2 separate regions of the Homo sapiens genome follow, and region 1 is linked to region 2. A link is a contact called in ENCODE Hi-C or POLR2A ChIA-PET data. All regions are on one chromosome and are shown on one strand. Each heading gives the region's core, a stretch centred on a gene start or an enhancer-like site at or near the end of the contact. The rest is flanking DNA. Distances are from core to core; before and after follow the strand shown.

Region 1 (5,920 bases), core at 87-2,586, 54 kb after region 2:
TCCTGAACTCCCCCCACCGCCTCTCCCCGCCTTGCAAAATCAGTTTTCTCTTTCTTTTCGTGGTCCTTTCTGGACCTGGCTCATGGAAACACTTGATTTTTAACTATCAGGCAGAGGACAGAGTTTCAGATTTTGTATTTTCCTTACTTACTGTGACTATTTTCCTGTAGGGCTAGGATTTGCTTGGTTTTTGTTTTTTGAGATGAAGTCTTGCTCTGTCACCCAGGCTAGAGTGCAATGGCACGATCTCGGCTCACTGCAACCTCCATCTCCTGGGTTCAAGCGATTCTCCCACCTCAGCCTCCCGAGTAGCTGGCACTACAGGCGTGTGCCACCACGCCTGGCTAATTTTTTGTATTTTTAGTAGAGACGGGGTTTCACCATGTTGGCCTGGCTGGTCTCAAACTCCTGACCTCATGTGATCTGCCTGCCTTGGCCTCCCAAAGTGCTGGGATTACAGGTGTGAGCCACCACACCCAGCCTCAGATTTGCTTGTTAATCAATTTTATCCAACCCATTTTACAGATGATGCAGTGGTGGCCCTGAGAGAAAGTAACTCTACTCGGTCACACAAGCTGGGGAATGAGGACCTGAACCCAGAACTCCTGACACCAAGGCCTCACTGTCCAACATTTAATGGCTGCAGCATATTCTCAATATTCTCAAGTGTTTTTTTCTTTTTTAAGGACCACTTATAAGGTTTTTTTACCCTCTTATCTAGTATACCATCTTTATTTTTTTTTGAGATGGAGTCCCGCTCTATCACCCAGGCTGGAGTGCAGTGGCGTGATCTCAGCTCACTGCAACCTCCGCTTCCCAGGTTCAAGCGATTCTCCGCTGCAGCCTCCCGAGTAGCTGGGATTACAGGCATCCGCCACCACGCCCAGCTAATTTTTGTAGTTTTAGTAGAAATGGGGTTTCACCATGTTGGCCAGGCTGGTCTCAAACTCCTGACCTCAGGTGATCTGCCTGCCTCGGCCTCCCAAAGTGCTGGGCTTACAGGCGTGAGCCACCGCACCCGGCCGTAGTGTACCACCACCTTGAGATACATTCCCAGGAGTGGAGTTACGGGAGAAAAGAACATACAAACACTTCTACAGTCCTGGGATGTCCCATCCAATTGTTTTCCAAAAGGGCTGAATCGACATGCACTGCCATTTGAGCAGGATGTACATGTGAAAGCAACCAACCAGCATCATCATCTACCACTTAAAAAAACAAAAAAACAAAAAACAAAACACACACACACACACACACACACACACACACACACACACACACAGAGGAAAGATCTCCGTGGCTCAGAAAGTCCCGAGCTCCTGTGGGAATGGGCAGGCCAGCAAGAGGTTCAGAAGGAAGCAAGCAGCTCTCGCCCCTGGAGATGAGATTGGATCAGGCTGAGGCCATCCCCCAGCGCTTTCCTTCCCGCCGGCTTCCTGCGGGTGCCAGTCCAACTCCAAGAAACCCAAGCAGTTGCCTTTTTAGGCCATAATCGAGCGGGACACAACCAGAGGCTAAATTAGGACTCTCAGGAAATGATGAAACTGAAAGTAAATAGGTTGACCAAAAACATCTTCTTTCAACCCAAAATGTAATGCCTCAATTATTTGCCTTCTCCCCTTCCCCACAAACATCATATGGATCTTTTATTTCTCCCTGTTTTCCCAGAGAATACTCTCCCTCCCTCCCTCCGTTTCTCTTTTTACTTATTTGTGGGTTTGTCTGGAAAATGAACAGCTAGCACCTTAAAGACAGAATGTATTCTACTCTCAGATCTTTGGTTGAAACGTTGAGAGCATTTCCACTCCCAGACAACGAGGGCTGATGTAAACCTTTCTGTGGGCCAAGTTCTAGGCTGGGAGTGTCCAAGTCATCACCTTCACCGTAAAGCTGCATAGACCAAGGACCTGCTAGGAAGCGCTGCATGTTCTCACTCAATCCTTGCAATAATTTCATGAGGCACATACATACTCATTTTACAGGTGGGGGAAATGGGGCTCAGACAAGGCACAAAACCTAGGGTCAGACTCAGCCCCGTGTGGCTTCAATGCCCTGCTCCGTTTCCCCCTTAGCTGCCTTACTGGTGAGGTCAAGGGGGCTACAAGAAGCAAACAAACAGAGAACCCCCCCTTTATTAATTAAGCAGACATTGATAATGCCACCTCAAAGCTGTAAACCCCATCTCCCCATGCTGGCTTGCACAAGGGACTCCATCCTTCCGACCTAAATTGCTGGGTGCTAAAAGTAAGAAAGAAGGTGGGAGTGTGACCTTGGGTGAGCCATTTGAGTTCTCTGTGCCCAGTCTGCCAGGAGTTGACCTAACCAATCTCCAATGGCCTTGGGCACGCCAAGGCTTCAGTTCAGACACCCCAGCGGCCTCAGCCCAGACACTGGAAGCCCTATTCCAGCCTCACCACTGATGTATGCAAGCAGCCCCTCTGTTTGTTTTTTTCCATCCCCACCCCCATCCTGGAGAACACAGGTGAACATGTCCTTTCTCTTTCTACTTGCGGCCGTTGGTTTTGAGTTAAATAAAACTATCGAAGTAGCTGGCTTCCATTGTTAAGAAAGATTCTTTGGGCCAGGCGTGGTGGCTCATGCCTGTAATCCCTGCACTTTGGGAGGCTGAGGCGAGTGGATCACCTGAGGTCAGGAGTTTGAGACCAGCCTGGCCAAAACCGTGAAACCCTGTCTCTACTAAAAATACAAAACTTAGCCAGGCGTGGTGGCGCGTGCCTGTAATCCTAGCTACTAGGGAGGCTGAGGCACGAGAATCGCTTGAACCCAGGAGGCAGAGGTTGCAGTGAGCTGAGATGGTGCCACTGCACTCCAGCCTGGGCAACAGAGTGAGACTCCATCTCAAAAAAAAAAAAAAAAAAAAAAAAAAAGATTCTTTGAAAGCAGCTGCTATAATAATGTAGAATTTTTCAAGCTCATTTGATTCACTTATTCAATCAACTAATACATAGAGAATCCACATGCAAAAAAATCATGACAAAGGCATAAAGATCCCAGGGGGTTTCTAATGAGGTCGCGCGGCAGGACGGACATGAACCTAGGTGACTAGGTGGAGTGTCCACCTGGGCAATGTGGTAGAGTAGACAGAAAGCAAGCTCCTGGGCTTCCTTCTGTCCTGTTCACTGCTGAATCCAACACCCAAACGCAGTAAGCACCCGCTAGACAGATCTGCCATGTGGATGAATGCAGAAACTCCTTGCTGTGTGGCCTTCGGCCGGTGCCACCTCTCTGGCCTCAACTGTAAATGCAGATAATATTTTATGCTGCCTTCCCTGCCTTGCAGGGCTGCTTAATGCAGCATGTATTCCTTAAATACACATAATGATGAGACAGGACACCTACCATAGTGGAACATTCATGCAGAGAGGAAGAACCACGTCAACAACCGGCTCCACCACTGACTCAGCGAAGAAGAGGAGAGGAACATGCAACTTGCCGTGGGAACAAAGAGAAAGGGACACTTCCTTGGACACTCAAGCGAAGAGTGTCATGGAGGATATGACATTTAAACTGGGTCCTGGAAGATGGGTAGAATATTGGCAGGGAAGGGAAGAGATGGTGGAAAGGTATCCCGGGCCGAGGGAGAAAAGCAAGAGCCAACGTACAGGAAGAAGGTACGATCGCTCAATAACCACATACAAAACGATGCCACGGCACTATGGCTATCTGGGGCCAGAGAATCCTTTGTGGTGGGGCTGTCCTGTGCCACGTGGGGTATTTAGCAGCAGAGCAGCACCCCTGGCCTCTACCCACTAGATGCCAGTCGCACCCTGTCCCCAGTTGTGACAACCAAATACCTCTCCAGACATCACCAAAGGTGGAAATTGGGGGTTGCGGGGGAAGACAAATCACACCCGGTTGAGCCCACTGATTGAAGGGGTTCGTGTGAACAAACGCAGCACTATGAAGCCAGACCTCTCAGTCGTCATCCTCCCCCATCTCTGAAGTGCACGGGCCAAATCTCCTTAACAAAACAGAAATCCTCAGGGCAAAAGGATTCCCAGGACCCCATAAAAATGGCCATTATGGATGGCATTGTCACCAAGGAATGACAGCTCCTTGTAACATACTGTATTCTAAGAGATCTGACCTAGATTCTCCTGCTGGACTGTGCTTTAAAGATCCTGAATACCCAATTTAAAAGTAAACCAATCAACCAGGCAGAAGAGACTGATGTGCCTCCCCAGGCAGGCAAGAAGCACCTTCAGAACCTCCAACACGGCAGCTCAGCCTGCGACTCATAAGCAAAGTCACCAGCATCAAAGGGTCCAGATGATTAACGGAAGACAAGCGGGAGCCACATTTTGGAGGCTGGGGGTGGGAGCTGTTGACACAGCTGTGCCAGCTCACCCCACCCTGGGAATCCCATCAGGCTGGAATGCAGTGGCGTGATCTTGGCTCACTGCAACCTCCACCTCCCCGGTTCAAGCAATTCTCCTGCCTCAGCCTCCCGAGTAGCTGGGACTACAGGTGCACACCGCCACACCCGGCTAATTTTTTGTATTTTAGTAGAGATGGGGTTTCGCCATATTGGCCAGGCTGGTCTCGAACTCCTGAGCTCAGGCAATCCGCCCGCCTTGGCCTCCCAAAGTGCTGGGATTATAGGTGTCAGCCACCGCACCAGGCCCAAACGCTATTTATTGAATAGTTTTGGCAAATCAATCTGGATTAGACCCAGGAAATCCATGGCTTCCACCACTGGGACAGCCGGATTATTTCCCGCCCAGAGCTCTCCCCCACACCCCTTCATATATTAATAAATATATTTAAACACCTACCAACGAGCCATCTCCACCTGGTGGATGCACCATCACACCTGAACTCCCCCACCATCTCTCCCCAGACCCATACCCTCTTCTGGGTGTCCATCTCTGGGAGACACCATCCATCTGGCCACCCAAGACAGTCACCGTAAACTCCTCCCCAGCCCTCCGCCAACACCACTGCCCGTGCCCTGTTCCAGTCCAGGCCCACAGGCCCTCCCTTCTGGACTGCTCCAACTGCCTCCCTCCTGGCCTCCCCTGCCACTTCTACAGAACTCCTTTCTGATGACTCACAAATTCAAATTCCTATTTATATGACTTCCTATTTCATTGATATTATTTGATCAGTTCAAAATGGTTCGACAGCTCCACACCTTCACCAGAATAAAATCTGCATGCTAAGCAAGCCCTCTAGGACCCCACCCATTCATCTTGCCCCTGCCCTTCCTTTTGCCACAGTCATTCCCAGCGGTATATAATCAATTCCCCAGTCACACTACACTCTGCTCAGGCCTCCAGGCCTTCAAAGAAGGCAGAGAAGTGTCCTTTGTATTAGGAACCCTCTCTGAGATCAAAGCTCAAACGCTCCCTTCTCTAAAGACTTTTTGCAGCAAAAAGATGTCTCATATCTATGGCCCTCCCGTCTGTGCTCTGTACTTGTTCCACTGTAACCAAACAGCTAAATACTCATTATTTGTAGTTTTATTTGAGGACAGGAATTGGGTCTCATTCATCAATTCCAAATGTCTGGCACAATGCCTGGCCCAGAGCAGGTGCTCAGTTAAAGTGTCCTGAATGAATAAATGAGAAACAAGGCCAAAATGAGGAAGAAAGACTTAATGGGGAAGGTCCCCAGAGGCTGGAAAATCCCCTTGGGCTGTGGCTGTGCAAAGAGGGACAGGGCTGGAGAGCTGAAGGTAACAGGAGAGCCAAGTTGAAACCACACACGCGTAAGGGTTATAGCCACCTAATTTGTTACAAACACCAAACCATTTATGGACTAATTTTTATATCCTCAAAACAAAAAGGGAAAGAATGCATACTGGGGCTTTCAATCTACAAAGAGAAATAGGACTGAGGATAATTTACTGGTTTTACATATAGTTCAACCATCTCTGTTTTCTAGAACCTTCTAGCAC
Region 2 (5,350 bases), core at 1,830-4,329:
CGTCTAGGACTTTACGGTACATATGTGTTCACATGTATTTAATGAAATTCTCACAGACACCCTAGCACTGTGTCCCCTTTTTAGGTAAAACTAAAGCTCATGGAGCTTAAGTCATAGCTGCAAGATGAGCCAGCTAGTCAGTGACAGAGCTAGTGAGTCCTGTGGGTCAAACCCGGAGCCTCCTAGGAAGTCTCAGAAGCTTCCAAAACCCACGGCACACAACAGAGCAATGCCAAAGCTCTCTAAACACGCTTCATGCAGTGGGGGCATCTAGCCACAGAGCAACAGGGGCCTGGAGGCTCAGGTTCCCGCAGGCACCAGACACGGCTCCCCTCGACCTGGTGACCTCAGGTCTAAAGGGCAGCAGCCAGTGCTGTAGTGTGACCCAGGCTCACCCGTGAGCTGAGAAGGCCTCGGTGTTCCGGTCAGACAGGCCGGCCCCTGACCGCCAGCCCTTGCCCGCCAGCCCCTGCCCATCACCTCCTGCTCGTCACCCCCTCACCTTCCAAGTCAGTGATCATTGCCTCATGCTTGTTCTTGAGCTTGGCGAGGCTCTTAGATTTCTCCTCCTCTTCTGTGAGGTTGGTGGTGAACTCAGCTATTCTGTCTTCCAGCAGTTTCTTTTCCTGGGGAGAGGGGAGTAGGCTGGCATTTAGTGTTGGTTGAGCACAGAACACTTGCTAGCCTCAAAGCATGACTCGCCCGGAAATCTGGGGCTGAATGGAGAGGGCTTTAGACGCTTGATCAAGTTCATTAGGATTTTCCTAGATCAAAGGATAATTTTGAAAGGTCACGAGCTCCCCTGAAACAGCGAGGTACGCTTCCTTAGAACCAAAAAATGTGGGTGCCCAAGCCCTTCCCCTTCCCCTGTGGGCTTGGGTGAGAAAGGATTCCAGGTGACAGCTAGTGTCAGCAGGGACAGATGGCTCCACTCCTTCAAGAGGCTGCCACACGGCGCTCACCTGCGCCACCAGGCCACCTTCTCCGTGCCCCTCTCTCACCTGCCAGGTGGGCCACGGCCCCTCCCCCTCTTCAGCCCCGCGGTGCCCCGGGCTGCTCTCCTTGCTTTCTGTTCTGTGTGGCCCCTGCAACACCCCTGCCCAGCGGCCACAGCTCGGCACAAGCACCTGAGTCCCCTCATCCCAGTCCCGGGTGGGCGTCCTGCCACCTCAGCCTCCCCAGCCTTTGGGGCTCCCATGTTCTGAGGAGGCCCGAAAGGTGGGGAGGCTGCCTTCTCCTGCCTTCTCCTCTAACTGGTTCCCCGGCTGCTATCTGCTCCCTGGGCAGACACCGACAGGGACCCAACTCATTCTCAAGAGGAATAGCTGCCGCCCAGGGACAGTGGAGGAAGAGTACCCCGTATCTCAACACAGAGCCACCAAGGTGTCCCCAACCCCACAGTGACCAACACTTGCAATGCTGCACAGATGGCCACCTTTACACAGGCTCGGGTCTCACGGCTGGCAAAGAAGAGCTTTCCAGAGGGGAAAGGACAAACCCTTCCCCAGGGCCCCTTTGCTTATGAGGAAATCCCTCAACTAAGGCCCATGGGACCTCCAGGGAGCACTTGCAGTTAAGCAGAAGCCCTCATGCTGCAGGCAGAAGAGACAGGAAGCAGCAGCAGCGGGGAGCCAGGCCCTGCAAGGGTGACCACACTCTCCCATCCACGGCGCCCCTGGAGCAGCGGCAGGCGACAGCCACGGGCCTCACCTTGGCCAGCTTGCAGTTCTGGTCCTCCAGGATGATCTGCTCCTCCTCCAGCTTTTTCAGCTTCGCCTCGGTGGTCACCTTCTCCAGCTGCAGCTTCTGCCGGGCGCTCTCCTCCTCCTCCAGCTGCTCCTCAAGCTCCTGCCGGGGGCCAGAGACACGGTAAGGACAGCAGGCCCAGAGGCATGGCCAAGGTGAAGGCAGCAAGGTCCGAAGGCCAGATCCAAACGCCAAGGAGAAAATAGCAAGGTCTGTGAGCCCAGGGCCATGGCTGAGGTGGGGACGGCAAGGTCCGCCAGCCCAGGGCCACAGCCGAGGCAGGGCCCAAGCCCCATTTGTAGGATTCCAGATTTCAAACTGGGACACAGGGCCAGAACATCGGTGCAATGTTCTGAAGGGTTTCCTGCAGCAAGCTCCCACCCATGAAACAGGCAGGACGCAGAGGTGCTGGCCCTGTGCCCCTTCGGCTAGCCAGGGCCAGGGCTAATGGCAGGGAAATCAAATTGGCCTTGATGCTGGCCCAGGCAGTGCTCATGGAGATCTCAGATGCACATGTCACAAACTACCAGCCCAAAGGGAACACCTCTCACTGAGAGCCCCAAGCAGATTGCGTGAGGAGCAGCCTCCTTGGACCCTAATTCCATGTTCTCCCAGCTCCTGGTTCCTGCTCCTCCGCCCCGCCCTGCCCCTCCGGCGCCACCCCTCCCCGGGTGCAGCGGGCAGGAACCTGGATGTTCTGCTGCATCTTCTTCTTCTCCGCCTGCAGGTGCTGGCAGCGCTCCTCCTCCTCCTCCACCCTGGCCTCTAGGTCATGGCAGATCTCTTCTAATTCCTGCTTCTTGGCGGTCAGGCGGGCCCGGAGCTCCTCAGCCTCGGCACACAGCTCGGTTTCTGCCTGGAGCTGCTCCTGCAGCTGCAATTTCTCTGCCATGAGCTGCAAACAACAAGTGGAAAACACAAGCTCCTCGCAACACCCTCAAGCCACTCCATCCTCAAGGACGGACGCCATGGCTCGGGATCCCAGAGGGAAAGGAACATGCAGACAAAAGTAGCTTTCATCTGGAGAGCTCTGAAGCTTCCAGGTACCTTCCAGACATCGTGTCCTTGATTTTTCACTACCCCATGAGCTCCAGAGCAAGGTCCCAGGAAATGGGCTCAAGTCATGTGGTAGAGCTGAGGTTTGAACCCAACACTTGTGAACGTTCCACTCTATTAAGTGGCCTCCCTACATCACTTAACACCCAATGGGGTCTGCAGAGAGACTGGTCACTGTTTACAGTAATAGGAAACTCAGTTGTAGAAAACTCCTATAGTAATAGAAACTTCCAGCATGCCGTGCCTACCGATGGCCAGCAGGTGGCAGCACCAGGCAGGTCGTGCGACCTGGACTGAGCCTGCACTGACACCCACCTGAGACTGCAGCGTCTCCATCTCCGTGAGCCTGTTCTCCGCAGCCAGCTGCTTCTCTCTGACCTTCACCAGCTCCTCCTCCTTGGCCATCATCTCCTCCTCCTGCCGGCTCACCTGCAGCAGCGGCTTGACCTGGGAGAGGAGATAGAGGTAGAGACATGCTCGGCTGGAAGATGCCCGCCTCTGCCAACAGGTGTGAGGCCTCTCCCTCACCTCTGGAAACATGAAAGTGAGGGGCAAGAAGACACGCTGTGGTGGGGGCTGCAAGCAGGCACATCCTTCCTGGCGCTCTGTACCACGGGCTTCTGACCCGCTAACTACATTCCAGGGAAACTATCCCTGCGTGTGCGTGAAGATGTTCACCTCGGCATTGTTTATCACAGCAAGAAAATGAGGAAGGACCCATCTCTGAAAAAGTACCCAGATAATGATGTGTTCCCTAGGGAACAGCACACTACCTCTAAAAAAACGATGCTTATGAAGGAATCATAAATGGAACGTACGAACTACAACTGTTTATATGAGTCAAACTCAGCTATGGAAGAATGTATACTGTTTACATAGCTGAGGTTTTATAGGCAGTGAGAAAAAGAGCGAGAAATTAAACACTAAAATAGCTGCTGCTGTTGGTTTAGGCTAAGGGTTTATGTGTGAATTTTTATTTAATTCTTTAGGCTTTTTGTGAGTTGGTTTTTCGCCATTACCATAAATTATGTATTATACACAAAAGCAGCCCGGACAAGTTTAAAAATAAAGAGATTTTTTTTTTAAAGGCCAGGAAGGTCAGCCTGGGCAAGATAGTGAGACCTTGTCTCTACTAAAAATCAAAAAGGGCCGGGCACAGTGGCTCATGCCTGTAATTCCAGCACTTTGGGAGGCTGAGGTAGGAGGATTGCTGGAGCCCAAGAGTTTGTGACCAACCTGGGCGACATGGTGAGACCACACCTCTACAAAAAATACAAACAATTAGCCAGGTATGTATGGTGGTGTGCACCCGTAGTCCCAGCTACTCAGGAGGCCCTTCTAGCACGCACCTTGGTGAAGAGCCGCCACCACTGCCAGTTCCGCAGCTTCAGGTAGGCAGCGCAGTTCCGCTGGAGGACCTTCATGGCGGTAAGCTGCTGCTGCCGCTTGGCAAATGCTCTGTGTGGTGAGGAACATGGTCAGCGCGGAGCAGTGGACAGCAGACCCGACCTAACAGTCCTGGTCTTGTCCTCAAGCTTTTCTGGGGGTCTACCCTTGCCTGGGGCACCTCAAGAAAGAAATTCAGGGAAGGGGTCTGGCCTTGGGGTTGAGATAAGTTTCTCCCACTTACAGGCTGTGTGACTCCATGAGGCACTAATCTTACAGTCGGTGAAGGACCTAGGTCACCAGACTACCCCTCCACTGAGGTGCCCATGGGGGTGAAGGCACGTGTGAAGTAACCACAGATCCTACTCAGTGTGGGGACTGAGCGTGACCCTTGGTGATTAAGCTGACTGGCCCTGGGTGACTCTGGACTTCAGCTTCCCACCCTTCGTGCTGTTCCCTATCTGAGCTTTTGTTTGGTGGGAGAACGTCAGAAGCTGATGTACTGTGAAGGTGGGCTGCAGGTGTCAGCTGGAGGGCTTTTGGATAAACAAGCCTCCATCTGTGCAAATGCTCAAGCTTCGTCTCCCAGAGCTCGGCGCTCCTGCTAGGACCCCATCCCCGAGCACAAGGGGACGAGTGTGCAGTGCCCACAGCCGCTGTCCTGCAGCAGGGGAGCCGTCATTCCCCAGGGAGTCAAAGATGAGTCTGGACTCGAGGATGGCCTGCTCCCCTGGAATCACAGGGTTCTTTAGGGACAGGCAGGCTCTGGGTGCTGTCCCCACAAGGGTCACACGGTAAGGAGTCCTGGTAAGCAGGATCCTTCAGGCAGGCAAATCCAAGCAGAGTCAGCCTCTTCCCACCCATCACTCTAAACCCCAATCAGAAATGCCAGATTCAGCCAGGAGCAGTGGCTCATGCCTGTAATCCCAGCACTTTGGGAGGCTGAGGTGGGCGGATCACTTGAGGTCAGGAGTTCGAGACCAGCCTGGGCAACAATGACGAAACCCCGTCTCTACTAAAAATACAAAAATTAGCTGGGCGTGGTGGCGTGCACCTGTAACCTCAGCTACTAAGTGAGGCTGAGGCAGGAGAATCACTTGAACGTGGGAGGTGGAGGTTGCAGTGAGCCGAGAACGCACCACAGCACTCCAGCCTGGGCGAC

What was found. A loop is a pair of places that touch in the nucleus more often than their neighbours do. ChIA-PET counts read pairs that join two places held with the same protein, here RNA polymerase II (POLR2A). Pooled maps may share reads with other maps.
Region 1: a map of Calu3 shows a loop between it and region 2 (7-fold over the local background). The contact joins two enhancer-like sites. A Hi-C loop is called at or near these places in 7 of 168 maps with a recorded cell type or tissue (CD4-positive, alpha-beta memory T cell, CD8-positive, alpha-beta T cell, Caki2 and 4 more), 1 of 37 single-sample maps with no recorded cell type and 7 of 50 pooled maps. POLR2A ChIA-PET finds 5 or more read pairs at or near these places in 19 of 52 experiments (AG04449, AG04450, CD4-positive, alpha-beta T cell and 14 more).

Annotation. Positions count from the first base shown.
Region 1 is chr22:36,353,720-36,359,639 of GRCh38, forward strand. All of the region lies in intron 1 of MYH9 (myosin heavy chain 9), which reads right to left. Among named protein-coding and RNA genes, the nearest start is that of MYH9, 31 kb to the right of the region's middle. RefSeq lists enhancers at 436-936, 937-1,437, 3,331-4,272, 5,358-5,427, 5,528-5,737. Within about 2 kb of position 1,337, at least 27 of the 41 ENCODE cell types and tissues checked have a DNase peak (open chromatin) inside an H3K27ac peak, as active enhancers do.
Region 2 is chr22:36,298,417-36,303,766 of GRCh38, forward strand. MYH9 (myosin heavy chain 9) reads right to left here. Exons shown (of 41, transcript NM_002473.6): 20 at 4,152-4,260; 21 at 3,118-3,249; 22 at 2,435-2,641; 23 at 1,711-1,848; 24 at 503-626. Among named protein-coding and RNA genes, the nearest start is that of MIR6819, 14 kb to the left of the region's middle. RefSeq lists an enhancer at 1,540-2,739. Within about 2 kb of position 3,080, at least 13 of the 41 ENCODE cell types and tissues checked have a DNase peak (open chromatin) inside an H3K27ac peak, as active enhancers do.